Regions from separate parts of the Mus musculus genome. Here region 2 is linked to region 1. A link is a contact called in ENCODE Hi-C data. All regions are on one chromosome and are shown on one strand. Each heading gives the region's core, a stretch centred on a gene start or an enhancer-like site at or near the end of the contact. The rest is flanking DNA. Distances are from core to core; before and after follow the strand shown.

Region 1 (6,470 bases), core at 2,005-4,504:
TGCTGCTCACAATTCTGGCTGGAAGGCCAAGTCCAAGGCATCTGTAGGAATGGCTCCTCTGGGTCTCCTGGACCGGCCGCCTTCTTTCTGTCTCTTACACAGCACTTTCCTTCACTCACTTGCTCCCCTGTATGCTAATCTTTCCTTATTATAATGACATTAGTCCTAAGTTAGGATGCAGCCCAATTGCCTCAGTATAACAAAATTGTTCTTTAAGGGCCAAACACACTCTCTCAAAGGGACTAGGAGCTAGGAACTTTAAGATGCGCCATCAACACTGGGAAAGCAAAGACAGGAGGGCCCCGGGCTCGGGTGTCTAGCCAATCTCGCCCGTTACTTGGTGAATCCTAGGCCTGTTAAGAGACCCTGATCAAAAAGGGGGGGAAAACTGACCCAGATCCCGAGGACCACATCTGAGCTTGTCCTCTATTCTCCACAGGCCCAGGCCCAAGCACCTGCATGGACATGTATGTGTGCGCTCACACACACACACACACACACACACACACACACACACACAGAGTGAGACATTTCTAACATCCACCAACACCAAAAAAGGATCAAACCATGGTACTAGTTTGTGATTAACGAAAGCACAGTGTTCAGAACTCATCCAGTTGGCTTTCACTCACCTAAAGGAGCGGTCAATGATGGTTATTATGTCTCCATGTCTCAGCCTCACAGGCTCATCTATAGTAACCCCGTTTACTTGAGTTGGATTGGTAGAACTGAAATTATATAATATTGCCTACGAGGAGAGAGGAGAGGCAAACACTAAGGACTTGCTTCAAGTCACCTTCAAAAGCTTTAAGAGTTGATTTCCAAAGCCAACTTACCTCTTGCTCTTTGACTTCAATTTTGCAATGTCTTTTTGACACTACAGGCAGCTGGATACGAATGTCACATTCAATACTCCTTAATACAAAAAAGTAAGGGATTTATGAGGGTATGCAACAAAAAAAAAGAAACCCTCAAGTTTTCAAAATATTAGCAGAATTTGACTAGTATGTTTATATTATAAGTGTAACGACACAAGGACTGACAAGATATGAGGGGCAGGGCAATGTTCACAAGTACTGCCTATGAAACCATAAAAGATGGAGACTTCTAGTACTTCAGAATAATTATATTAGAAAATACTAGCACACACAATTACTTTTCATGTAAGTAGTTATAATTACAAGACACAAATAAAAGAGAACTTTCTGTCAGTTTAGGAGAACTTTGGGTTTTTTTGTTTGGTTGGTTGTTTGGTTGGTTGGCTTTTTGATTTTTTTTTCAAGACAGGGTTTCTCTGTGTAGCCCTGTTGTTCTGGAACTCACTTTGTAGACCAGGCTGTCCTCCAACTCTGAAATTCACCTGCCTCTGCCTCCCAAATGCTGGGACTAAAGGCGGGTGCCACCACTACCCAGCTTAGAAGACCTTTGTAATGTGTTTATAACAATATGGGTGTTTAAGGACACAGAAGACTACTAGCATAAAATGTGCTGTGGCTAATCAATGCCTCAGTTTCTTCATACACAAAAGATCTATACCAGCACCCATGTTGCTATTCAGCTATAGTTGTATATATCACTTGGGTATGGGGCACACAGCTAATCTATGCGAGTCATTTTAGAACGACACCGAGTTGACAGACTCAGATGTCTTCACAACACAAACACTAATCCACAATCAGTATCTAGATTAGAATGTCTTTCTGGAAAGCTAGCATTGTGGTGGCACAGCACAGAAGGGACAATTCTAATCCAGCCACAAACCAGGACTTTCGCTGGTAGCTCCATCGTGAACTTTAAAAGCCAGACTATACTCTATATACTGTCTGCTTTCCTATGAACCTCTGGAGTCTAAGCATACCTCTTACAATAAATACCACATAACCAAATGCAAATTGATTTAAATTTTTTTAAACTTGTTAAAAGTATATTTAAGTAATATTGCAGAATAATCAAAATGAATGACACTTGTGACAAGAATTTGTACTCTCTTCTTTTAAACAACAACAAAGTTATAGAAAGTTCTTTACTCTGACAGGAAGTTCTTACTCTCAAGAAAACAGAGGTTTTGGGTTTCAAAACACCAGGCAGAAAGACCATATGTTCGAACCCCGTTTTACGGAGCAAAAAGATCACCACAATCCATACTAGATACAAAAGACCACAGACATTCTGGACCAGATACTTCCTCGACTGTCAAATACACCATGTCTCTGTCCTTACTCAGCAGTACTAACTAACGGCAGGCACCTCTCCCAGGGTGACATGAAAATCTGTCACCAGACTTTGTCAAATGTCTGAGAACTACCATTCTTGCCAGATCGCCATCTTCCTACCACTCATCCTGTGCCACACACTGATTGATCTTAAGTGTCAGTCGCCATATGGGACCCTAGAGATGTAACCATTAACAAGGCAGACCTTGTCTTGGAATTTAATCTACTGGGAGACAAACAAAACAATCTAAAACCTAGTCACCAATCTGCATGGTGTTAGGAAAGACGAGTTTTCTTAAAAGCATCCTCTCAAGTAACATTTCAAACGCGGCAGAAAGCCATAAGGGTCAACGTTTGCAGAAGTGGCAACACCAGCCACTGCCTGGAAGGCCTCAGGGAAGATTGCCATCCGACCGACGGGGGAGGGTGAGAGGGGACTCTCCCAGAGCACCCGAGCAGGGTTCTCCTATCTGATGTTTCCCGAAACATCCAGAGCCACAGCCGGCTGCCTGAGAACGACAGTGCGGAAGTTGCGGGACACCGACGTCAGCCTCGCGTCTACCGAGTGTAAAATCCCGATTCCATTTGGAAGCTCCCAATGCATGAGCGTGACTTCCGAACAAGCCACAGGGACAACCCTGTCAAACGCAGAGGGGGGTTGGGCCGCGGGGTCGCCGCCCCGGGTCACCTCAGCCCCGGCGCGCACTCACCTTCCAAACAGGCAGGAGCTGAGGCTCAGCGGGAAGTGTGCGCCGTCATCGCCGCTCCGCTTGATGGTGACCAGGTGAGCCGAGGACGCCATGGTCCGCCCGGCCGTCGGGACTGCGGACCAGGGCGGAGAAGCCTCTCGGTGAAGCTCGCAGTCGCCCCGCCGGGCCGCTCCTCAGCTGGTCCAGTCAGCGCAAGTTAGCTCTGGCCGCCGCTCACCGGGCGCAGCCCGCGTCGGAGCCCTCGGCTCCTTAGCCGCGGAGGACCGACCACGGCCACCCGCGGCCTTCGCTCCGCCCCGACCAGACCCGCACTCCCGCCGCCCGCGTCCCAAGTGCCCGCCACCCGCCACCCGCCGCCCCGTCCAGCCCCGACTGTCCGCCTAGGCGGTTCCGCGCCAAGGCTCGCCCGCCGCAGCCCGCCCGATTCAAACCAAAACGGCGGTTCAAATTCTGGCGCTAAGTGCTGCGATTGGGCCAGGCGGCCAGCCAGAGACCAATGGCGAGGGCGACAGAGGATTGGGGAAGTCCAGAGGTGGGGCCAGGCTGCGAGCCTGGGGGGGGGGGGGGGGGTGGAGCCGGAAGGTGGGAGGGGCCAGGCCGGTAGGCGGGGCCGGGCCAGAAGCTGGCTGGAGAAGCGGAACCCGAGCGGAGATAAGCTCCGGAAGGCGGGCAGGGTGGGGCTGGTGGGCGGGCCACTGCTGCTCTAATAGGCAGGGTAGAGGGTCCCAGCTTTTTCAGTGTCAGCAAAACTAGCGTGGCGACCTGTAGGAAGCTACCTGTAGGCTCCCTCTCCAGAAATCAAACACCGACAACGCCGCATCTTGCTCAACGCTAGAAGCTTTCTATTTTTAAAATTTATACCCTTCCTCTGCCGTTTCTGCAACACCTCATACGCAACCTAAGGTTGTTTCTCCTGCCTTTTCAGTATCCCTCAAACTGTCCTTTAAAAACTGGGGGACATCATTATAATTCATTCTACAGTCTCCCTGCTTAATGAACACTGAGGCAGTGGCACGGTTTTTCCGAAACCATAACTTAAGAGTTATTGCTGCGGCACGGTTAAGTTTGCAATGCTTTGCTGTTTCAGGGGGAAATGCCGATTAAAATAACCTGTGCAAGACTGCACCTGCAAATCCTAAAATAGGGCTCCTGGGGCACCAGTTGGGGTTATCTGAGGCCAGGTGCCAGTCAGATGAATATAGAGTACCTATGTTTTCCTGTCCTCTTTTTTCATGCTCCCTCCTCCTGTTCCTGGATCAGTGTTCTTCCAGTAGGGTGTTGTAAAAATTCCGCTTCTGGGGCAATAGAACCAATGTCTACCCTCTCCTCAAGGTCTCAAGGACAAGCCTGAAGTATGAAGCCATGAAATTTCACTCTGGGGAACGAGTGTGTTATACCACCCTAACCCAGGCTGATTAGTTATAGCATACCTCTTGGCCTCTAAACCTAAACCTCTGGTCAGGACTTCAAAAATATATTTAGGGTGCCATTGGGCCCCTTTGCTCCTATTCACAATGGGGCCACATGAATACACCCCCTTTCTGTGCTTCTCACTGTTGCCTCCTCTTTAATTAGCCTACTGAGGATGGGTGGTCCAGCCTGCCTTGTTAGGGCTGCCAGGATCCAAGCTCTACTTTAGGCCTTGGGCATTGCCTTCTCATCCTGAAACCTAAGCAATAGATAGATAGAGAGAGAGAGATTTAAAAAGCAGATCAGTTCATACACACATACACACACACATATATAGTTGTTACTTTATCATGAATATGTATATAAATGTGTGTGTCTGTGTCTGACCATGTGGATATGAGTACAGGTACCTCTGTATATCAGTAGATAGCATTGGATCTCACAGGACTAGAGTTGCGGGCAGTTGTGAGCCTCCTGAAGTAGCTAATGAGGCCTGACCTAGGTTTTCTCCAAGAGCAGCGAGGCCTCATAACCCCTATGCCATCTCTTCAGCCCTCCGTTCATATATTTTTAATTGTTTTTTAAAATGTGCTTAAAATTTACACTTTATGCTTTGTTTTAAATTATAGCCTTGAGGAACGTAACTTTAAGAGCCACAGTGTCTTCATTACTTTTCCGTTGTCATGAGAAAACACCATGACCAAGGCAACTTATTTTAAAAAATTAAAAAAACAAACCAAAACAAAACAAAAAAACATTTAACTTGGGGCTCATAGTTCCAGAGGGTTAGAGTCTATGACTATCATAGTGGGGAACATGCAGGCAGGTAGCTAGGCATGGCCCTGAAGAGCTGAGAGCTTACATCTGATCCACAAGTGCAAGACACATAGAACGGGGAGGGGGGGGTAAGGGTAGGGGAGAGAGGGAGGGGGAGGGGAGAGAGGGAGAGGGGAGAGAGGGAGAGGGAGGGGAGGGGAGAGAGGGAGGGAGGGAGGGGGGAGAGAGAGAAAGAGAGAGAGAGAGAAAGAGAGACACACTCAGGATGGAGTGGATAATTCAAACCTCAAAGCCCACCCCCAGTGATGTACTTCCTCCAACAGAGAGCTACAGCTCCTAATCCTTCCCCAACAGCTCGACCAACTGGGAACCATTTCAAATATATGAGCCTATCGGGTCCATGTCATTGAAGCCCCCACCCATATAAAGCTACCTAAGCATTATAAAAACACCCCCTACTCTCTTCCCGTTCCTCACGTTAAAGCATGCGTTCTCACTAACCTTTAACTCCTTAGCTTTGCTTCACTTTGGCTCATCCTGAAGTTTCAGGATGTCATTTTCAGCAACATTACCAAAGAAAGCGGGCCTGGAGGGCAAAGAGAACCACCTGTGCTGCCTACAGCACTGCTAGGCTCTGTTTGCCCAACACTGCAGTCACCTGCACCAGCCCATGGGGATGTGAAGCCCTACCTCTGCCACTGGGGTCCCTTTAGTTCCTCTTCCCAACACAGACAAAAGATTTTACTGTGAAAGTAACATGGAGGAGGGGTCGTGGTCTCAGCCTGTTGGGCCGCGGGAGGACTGGTGTCCATCCGTAGTCAGTGCGCCCAGGGCCTGCAGACAGGCTGACTGGCTTCAGTGCTGCCCACCCCACGCTGACACCACCTGATTTCTCTCTTCCTAGCCCAAACTCCTCGCTGCTCCAGGATCCAGGCCCTCTAGCAGGGATCCACCTCCCGGTCCTCCCTTTGAGATCACCCCACGGGTCCTCACCAGGTCTTCAGTGCTCCTCACACTAATGCCATATCTCCAGCACTATTCTGCCCCCTGAACTTGCATGTGGCTCTTTGGGAAACAGGGTTCCCATTAGGGCAACTTTCCCAAAGCACGAATAGGACCATAATCCTTGCTTCTCTCAAATTCTGTTACCATTTCTCTGCTTGTTTGTCTCAGCACTGAAGAGAATGGGATGCAACCCCTGATGACCTCTAAAGCTCAGCCTGTACTCTTCCTTCTGTTGGGCGGTCTCATCACTCCAGCCTGAGCCAGGTCACCTGACCCTCTACCTCTCAGGACTCCTTCCCTTAGAGCTTCTGATTGCTATAAGGAAAGACTCTGAGTCCTGCCAGGCTCTGAGGCC
Region 2 (6,470 bases), core at 1,823-4,322, 3.2 Mb after region 1:
CTGGTGTTAAACTCCTGATCTTCCTGCCTCCATCTCCCAAACACTAGGATCAGAGGCTTGCATCATCTCTGTACCTACTGGATTCTAAGACGAGTGAACTTATCTCTCTGCCTATTGCTAGGCTGTGCCTGTCTGATACATCCTGAGTCAGGTGGCTCCAGGTACCCCTCTGGTGCTGAGCAGTCTGTGCCAGGTCCTTAACTGAAGTAGCCATCCTTAGTTCCACTTAACCTCTGGATCTCACTAGGACTATTTACAGAGGCTAGAGCCAAGGAGAAACCCCTTCAGTGTATCCATGTTTTCTCTTCATGCAAGTCTGTCCTTGATAGTTTGCCTATAACCAACAGAACCACTCATCAGAACCAGTTGCAGACAGGGCAGCTAGCTAAGTGAAGACTTATTAAATCTATACAGTGGACCTTTCAGGAAAGGGCAGCAACCAAGGCACAGAAATATCACAATACTTATCTCTCCTCCAGCATGCCAGAAGTCATACAGAAAAGCCCTGCTCCTAAACACCTTTCAATAAGATGGAGCAGAGGTAAAAAGGGAACAGAACCAATCAGTGTTGTGGGTAACGCCTTCAGTAACGCTGGTCCCAGAGGTTGCTATGGGGAATATTTGCTGTCCCACCTACCAACAAGGCTTCCACAGCTCTCAGCCTCAGAAGTAAACACGAAGCGGCAAACAGAGGAGCTGCCTCAGCTCTGACTCCAAGCTGGGATTCACATTTCATAGGGCAGCTGAGATAACCCATGTGACTAAGTGACCCCTCCTACCCTGAGCTAGACAGTGAGCCAGTGCTGAGCTGCACGTACACCCCAAACAATGGCCCAAATCCTTAGCCTGAGTTTCCACACCGTAACCATCTTTTTATAGAATAAGTAAAAGAGAAAAACACAAAACCTTAACCCTTGAAACGTCTAATGACAACCCCCTTCTGCCAATGACTCAGCAGTCTGGCGTGCATGTCAGCTGAGTGTATGTTAACCGAGACCTCTCAGGAATACTCAGAAACTCCCCTAGATGAAGTCTTAACAGCATAGTGTCAGAAATCAAATTTCAACTAGCTACGAAAGTGACTTTACACAAAACATCACTTGATCTCTTAAGAGAAAAGACAAAAAAACTTCTCAATCAAAAAATTCCAACTGTTTGACGTTTGACATTAGGGAATAAAACCTGAATTACGAGATTTTTTTTTTAATGTGGCTGTAGTTTGAAAATACAGATTCTGTAATGTGTTAGGCTGATTAAATTCTGCCTACTAAAATCTCGTTTAGGGTAATAAATTCAGCTAACTCAGTGTCTCTGAATGCAAGCTTTTTAAAAACTCTTTTAACACAACACTGCTCTGAGTTACCCTATTCCAGTACTCCAGGACACAGAATCTCTGGACAGCATAGTCTACACAAGTTCTAGGACAGCCAGAGCTATACAGAGAAACCACGTCTTCACACTAAAGTGGGTACTGTGGCCCACACCTTTAATCCCAGCACTAGGGAGGTGGAGGCAGGCAGATCTCTGGGAGTTCACTGAGAGTGAGACCCTGCCTGGGGGGGGGGAGGGGAGTTGACACTAAAGCATTCATTTTAAAGGTTTGGAAAGCCTCTCTCTCACGTTTACTGACATGCGTTTTACCTGGTGAACTCTTGCTTCAGAGAGTACAAAGGTCAACAGGATCCTCCTCCAGTCTCAGGGCCTGAGACTCAACTCAGACTCAACTCAGGCCCACCAGGTAGCTCTCAGAAATGGACAATGGCACATAGCACCCAGGCTGGCCTTGCAAAACTAGCAGCTGTCTGCGCAGTGCTAACAGTCTGTAAAGGCTGATGCTGGGAGAGCCTTTCTGTTATTTGTGAGACAGGGTCTGGCTACAGAGCCCCGAACTAGCCTGGTACGACTGTGTAGTCCAGGCTAACCTGGAATTTGTCAAGACTCAACTTCACCCACCCCATGATGGGATTTTAGGTGTGTCACCACACCCAGCCTCACTTCCATTTTAACCTACAATCTACTTCACTGCTTGCAGTGAGCCTACTGAACTAAATTATAAGCACTTTACCCTCCTTTTGAGCTGTTGTAGCTCTCTTCCACACTACCTCCAGCCATACCCCCTCTCTGTTTTTCTCTTTGTAGACTTGGCTGTCCTGAAATTCACTCTGTAGACCAGGTTGGCCTCGAATTTACAGAAATCCCCCTGCCTCTGCCTCCTGATTGCTGGGATAAAAGGTTTGTGCCACCACTGTGCGGCTATCCCACCTCTTAACTCTAAAACCTGACAGAGGTCTGAAACCCTGTATCCTCCTCTTCCATCAGGAAGTGGCAACAAAGCAAGCCAGGGGTAAAGATTGGGGGAGAGGGGACACAGCGGCAAAGCCTGTTAATTCCAAATTCCAGCTACTCTAGAGGCTGAACCAGGAGGATCACAAGTTCAAGACCAGTATGTCTTAAAGCAATAAAATGAAAACTGGTAGTGTTGCTCGGGAAATGAGCACTTACCCAGCACGTTCAGATCTGGTTCTGTCCCCAGTACCAAGTAGGAAAAGTGAAAGGCACTACAGTCATAAATATTAATGACTTCAATCAAAGCACTGAAAATTCAACTGCAACCTCTAACTCACTTAAGCAACTCTGAACAAGGGGACGCCAAGGGCCTGAAATCTGAGCTACTCGGGAAGCTGAGGAAGGAGGATCGCAGAGTTCGAGGCTCCCCTGACCTACAGAGTCTGAAAATACAGAACTATGACAGTGTGAAGAACAGAGCAGGAAAGAAAGACCCGGCCTGCCTGTGAAGGTACTGTCTGTAAGATGCCCCGAGGCTCACCACCCAGCCCCGGCTGCACCGAACTGCATCGCGGCCTCCACTCACCGCACCCCAGCCCGCGACCCTACCGCCTCCGCGGCCCCTCTCGGCCCACTGCCTCACCCTGCAGGTTCTCCTCCCCGCTCTGCGACATGGTGGCTCGGCAAAGGAGCCCGAACCCAACTGCGACAGGCCTGGGAGGCGGTCACCGAGAGGTAGCAGGGGCAGCCTGCGCCGCTCAGTTCTGAGGCCAGGCGACACTGGACTGAGGGACAAGGGGCGGGGCGGGGCGGGACGCACGCGGCGGCGGAGCCCATTGGCTGGGGGGCGGGGCCTGCAGGTGGGGGAGGAACGCGGGGGAGCGTGTGGCACGTGCGGCGCGTGCGCCGGCATGGGCGGGGCCTGAGGCAGGAGTGCGCGGGAGGGCGGCTGTTTTTAAGGTCTAATGCAGAAGTGGACCGGGGGCTGTGCCTGAGGCTGGAGTAACTGGGACCTAGGCGGGTAGGGAAGAGTCTGGGGGCGGGGCTCGAGGTCTGAGCCTTGGGACTCCGAGGTGCGCGCATTGCAGAGGCCAAGAGGCGGGTCTTGAAGCCAGGCTGGAGGTGGGCAGACGTGGGCGGGCTCCGAGATAGGCGTGGCATGAGGACGTGCGGCCAGGTTTTTGGGCGTCTGGCCTTGGGTGCTGAGTTTGCCCCTCCTGCTCGCGGTTGACCCATAGTTCCCCAATCTCCTCCGGAACCTGCGAGCGCCAGCAATGGGAGCACACATGGTCTCGCTGTCTCTATGCACGCTTACAGATAGTTTTTTAGGTTGCATCTTTAAGAAAAATGCAGTCCGGGAGTGCTTATGTATAACTCTAGTCCCAGCCCTGGTTCGTGGCCAGGCTGGGCTGCACTGTATGAAGCTGTTTACAACAAAGCAAAACAAAAAATTTGCCAGTATTCTACTGCAGCATCAATGGCGAGTTGGGTAGTGCTGTGGTATGCTGCATGCGAGAAAGGACGGCATTTTTGGACAGGAACGGTTGGAGAGACCTTTGGAGGGCCAGTTTTGAGGATTCTGCATCCTCCCTGTAACCTACCCAGTAGCTTCTCTGTACTTGGAGGTTGGAATTCCCTCTTGATACAGTTCTGGGATAGAGAAGGGGCTTGTGAACCTCAAAAGAAGCTATCTTAGTAGCAGTGGGTCAGGTCACTAGAAGCAGCTTCATTTGGTGTTTTGTTTTTTCCCAGACAATGTCATAACCGAGGCTGGCTTTGAATTGGCTGTGTAGCAAAAGCTAACCTTGAATTTCCGATCCTACTGCTTTCGCCTCCTGAGAGCTGGGATTATAGCTATGCAGCCTTGATTTCCGTTTGTTTTGTTTGGAGTGCTAAGGTTATACGAGGGCCTTGCACATGCAAGTTCACTGCAGCTGAGCCATGTCACCAGACTGAATCTGATGTCTTTTTTTAGACAGATTCGCTTTGTAACCTACTCTGGTCTTAAACTTTTTTTCCTGCCCCAGCTTCCCAGTGGTTCCACCACTCTTAACTGAAAGCTTGCTTTCTTACAGTGCTCGGAGCTCTAGCCTAGGGCCTTCAGAACAATAAACAGATTCTCTGCTACAGACACCAAACCTTTGTCTCAACCCCCCAGGTGCTGGGATTACAGACATACTACCACACCTAGCAAGAAAAAAACAGCTGTGGTCCTGCTTGGTGACAGACTCTGTGTCCAGCAAGAAACAGCTGTGGTCCTGCTTGGTGATAGCCTCCGTGTCCAGCAAATCCAAGGGTTCAATCCCCAGCTTGCATAGATATGTGTGCCTGAATGACAAAGGGAAAGAGAAGGGTCTGGGAATTCTCTACACCAGTCTACTAAGAAAAGGAAAAACGAAAATGTGGATTTGAAGGGGTTAGGGATGTTATAAGTAGAAATTTATGTTTATCCTTTTTTTTTCTTTTTTTTTCTTTCTTTTTTTTTCTTTTTTTTTTTTTTAATGGTTTTTCAAGACAGAGTTTCTCTGTGCAGCCCTGGCTGTCCTGGAACTCACTCTGTAGACCACGCTGGCCTCGAACTCAGAAATCTGCCTCTGCCTCCCAAATGCTGGGATTAAAAGCGTGCACCACCACTGCCCGGCCCTTTTTTATTTTCTATGTATGTATGTATGTGTGTGTGTATGTGTGTGTATATGAGGCTATTTATTTATTACAGGGTCTCTCTAGGTCTCATGGAACTCACCATGTAAGCCAGGCTGGCATCGAGCTCTCAGAAAATCAGCCTGCGTCTGCCCCCTGAGTGCTGTAGACATATGTATTTTTAAGGAGAAAAGGTTGTCCACCTCTTTAGACCATTCAATAAAAAACAGGCAAAGGAGTCAGTTGTTTGTAGTGGAGCACCACGCCTTTAATCCTAGCCCTCTGGGAGGCAGAGGCAGGTGGATCTCTGTGAATTAGAGGCCCAGCTGGTCCACATGGTGAGTTCCAGGCCAGCTGAGTTACAAGGTGAAAGCCCGTTCAAAGGGGGGGAGAAAAGTGGGAGGTGGTGGCACGCATCTTTAATCCCAGCACTTGGGAGGCAGCAGAGGCAGGCAAATTTCTGAGTTCGAGGCCAGCCTGGTCTATGGAAAGCAGTCTGGGAAAAATCTAAGGTACCTGAGTGACTTTCCCAACTTACTCTCAACCCCATGGAGAGTCTCAGTGAATCTGTCCCTCAACGGCTGCAGTACCTCAGAGGCACTCCATTCATGACTAAGCAAATAATGCCAGTAGTGTGGCTCAGAAGCCTGGTGCATCTACCAACAACTTCTAGCCAGGCACACTTGGGATGTAGAGCCAGAAGGATCAGTTCTAGGCTGAGATTTACCCACATAGTGACTTTGAGGCCAGCCTGGACTACATGAAACCCTGTTTCCATAAGTAACTTACATAAGTAGAACAGGGGCCTCAGCAGGTAAAGGTGCTTGTCACCAAGTCTGACAACCCAAATGCAGTCCCCATGGTGGAAGGAAGGAGAGAACGGGCTCCCAATAGCTGTCCTCTGGCCTTCTCTTGTACCAAGGACATGCACATACAAACATTAATAGAATGTTTAAAATAAATTCAGAAAATGTTGTGATTGATTGAGATAGGATCTTACTGTATAGCCCTGGCTGTCCTAGAACTCACTATGTAGACTTGAACTCAGAGATATGCCTGCCTCTCTCTGGCTTTCTAGTTCTGGATTAAAAGCATGGTTCACATTGTGCTAATAATTTATTCTTTTGTTTTGGGTAGTTTTTGAAACAGAGTTCCTCTGTAACCGTGGCTTCTCTCTCTCTCTCTCTCTCTCTCTCTCTCTCTCTCTCTCTCTCTCTCTCTCTCTCTCTCTCTCTCTCTCTCTGCAGACTGACCTCAAACTCAGATCTCCCTGCCTCTGCCTCCTGAGTGCTGGGATTAAATGTATGTGCCACCACCCTGCTAGTAATTTATTCTTTAAAAAAATAATAATTAACTGGGGCTGGAGAGATGGCTCAGCAGTTAAGAACGCTGACTTCTTCCAGAGGTCCTGAGGTCCTGAGTTCAGTTCCCAGCAACCACATGGTGGCTCACAACCATCTGTAATGGGATCTGATGCCCTCTTATGGTGTGTCTAAGTACTCATATACATAAATAAATAAATAAAATCTAAAAAAAAGAAAAAT

The links. A loop is a pair of places that touch in the nucleus more often than their neighbours do.
Region 2: a map of v-Abl transformed pro-B cells shows a loop between it and region 1 (5-fold over the local background). The contact joins the promoter of Bnip3 here to the promoter of Mki67 in region 1. A Hi-C loop is called at or near these places in 2 of 37 maps with a recorded cell type or tissue (adrenal gland and v-Abl transformed pro-B cells).

Annotation. Positions count from the first base shown.
Region 1 is chr7:135,713,125-135,719,594 of GRCm38, forward strand. It overlaps Mki67 (antigen identified by monoclonal antibody Ki 67), which reads right to left and starts at 3,255. Exons shown (of 14, transcript NM_001081117.2): 1 at 2,924-3,255; 2 at 837-915; 3 at 633-748. The coding sequence starts at 3,015.
Region 2 is chr7:138,906,434-138,912,903 of GRCm38, forward strand. It overlaps Bnip3 (BCL2/adenovirus E1B interacting protein 3), which reads right to left and starts at 3,073. Exons shown (of 6, transcript NM_009760.4): 1 at 2,930-3,073. The coding sequence starts at 2,960.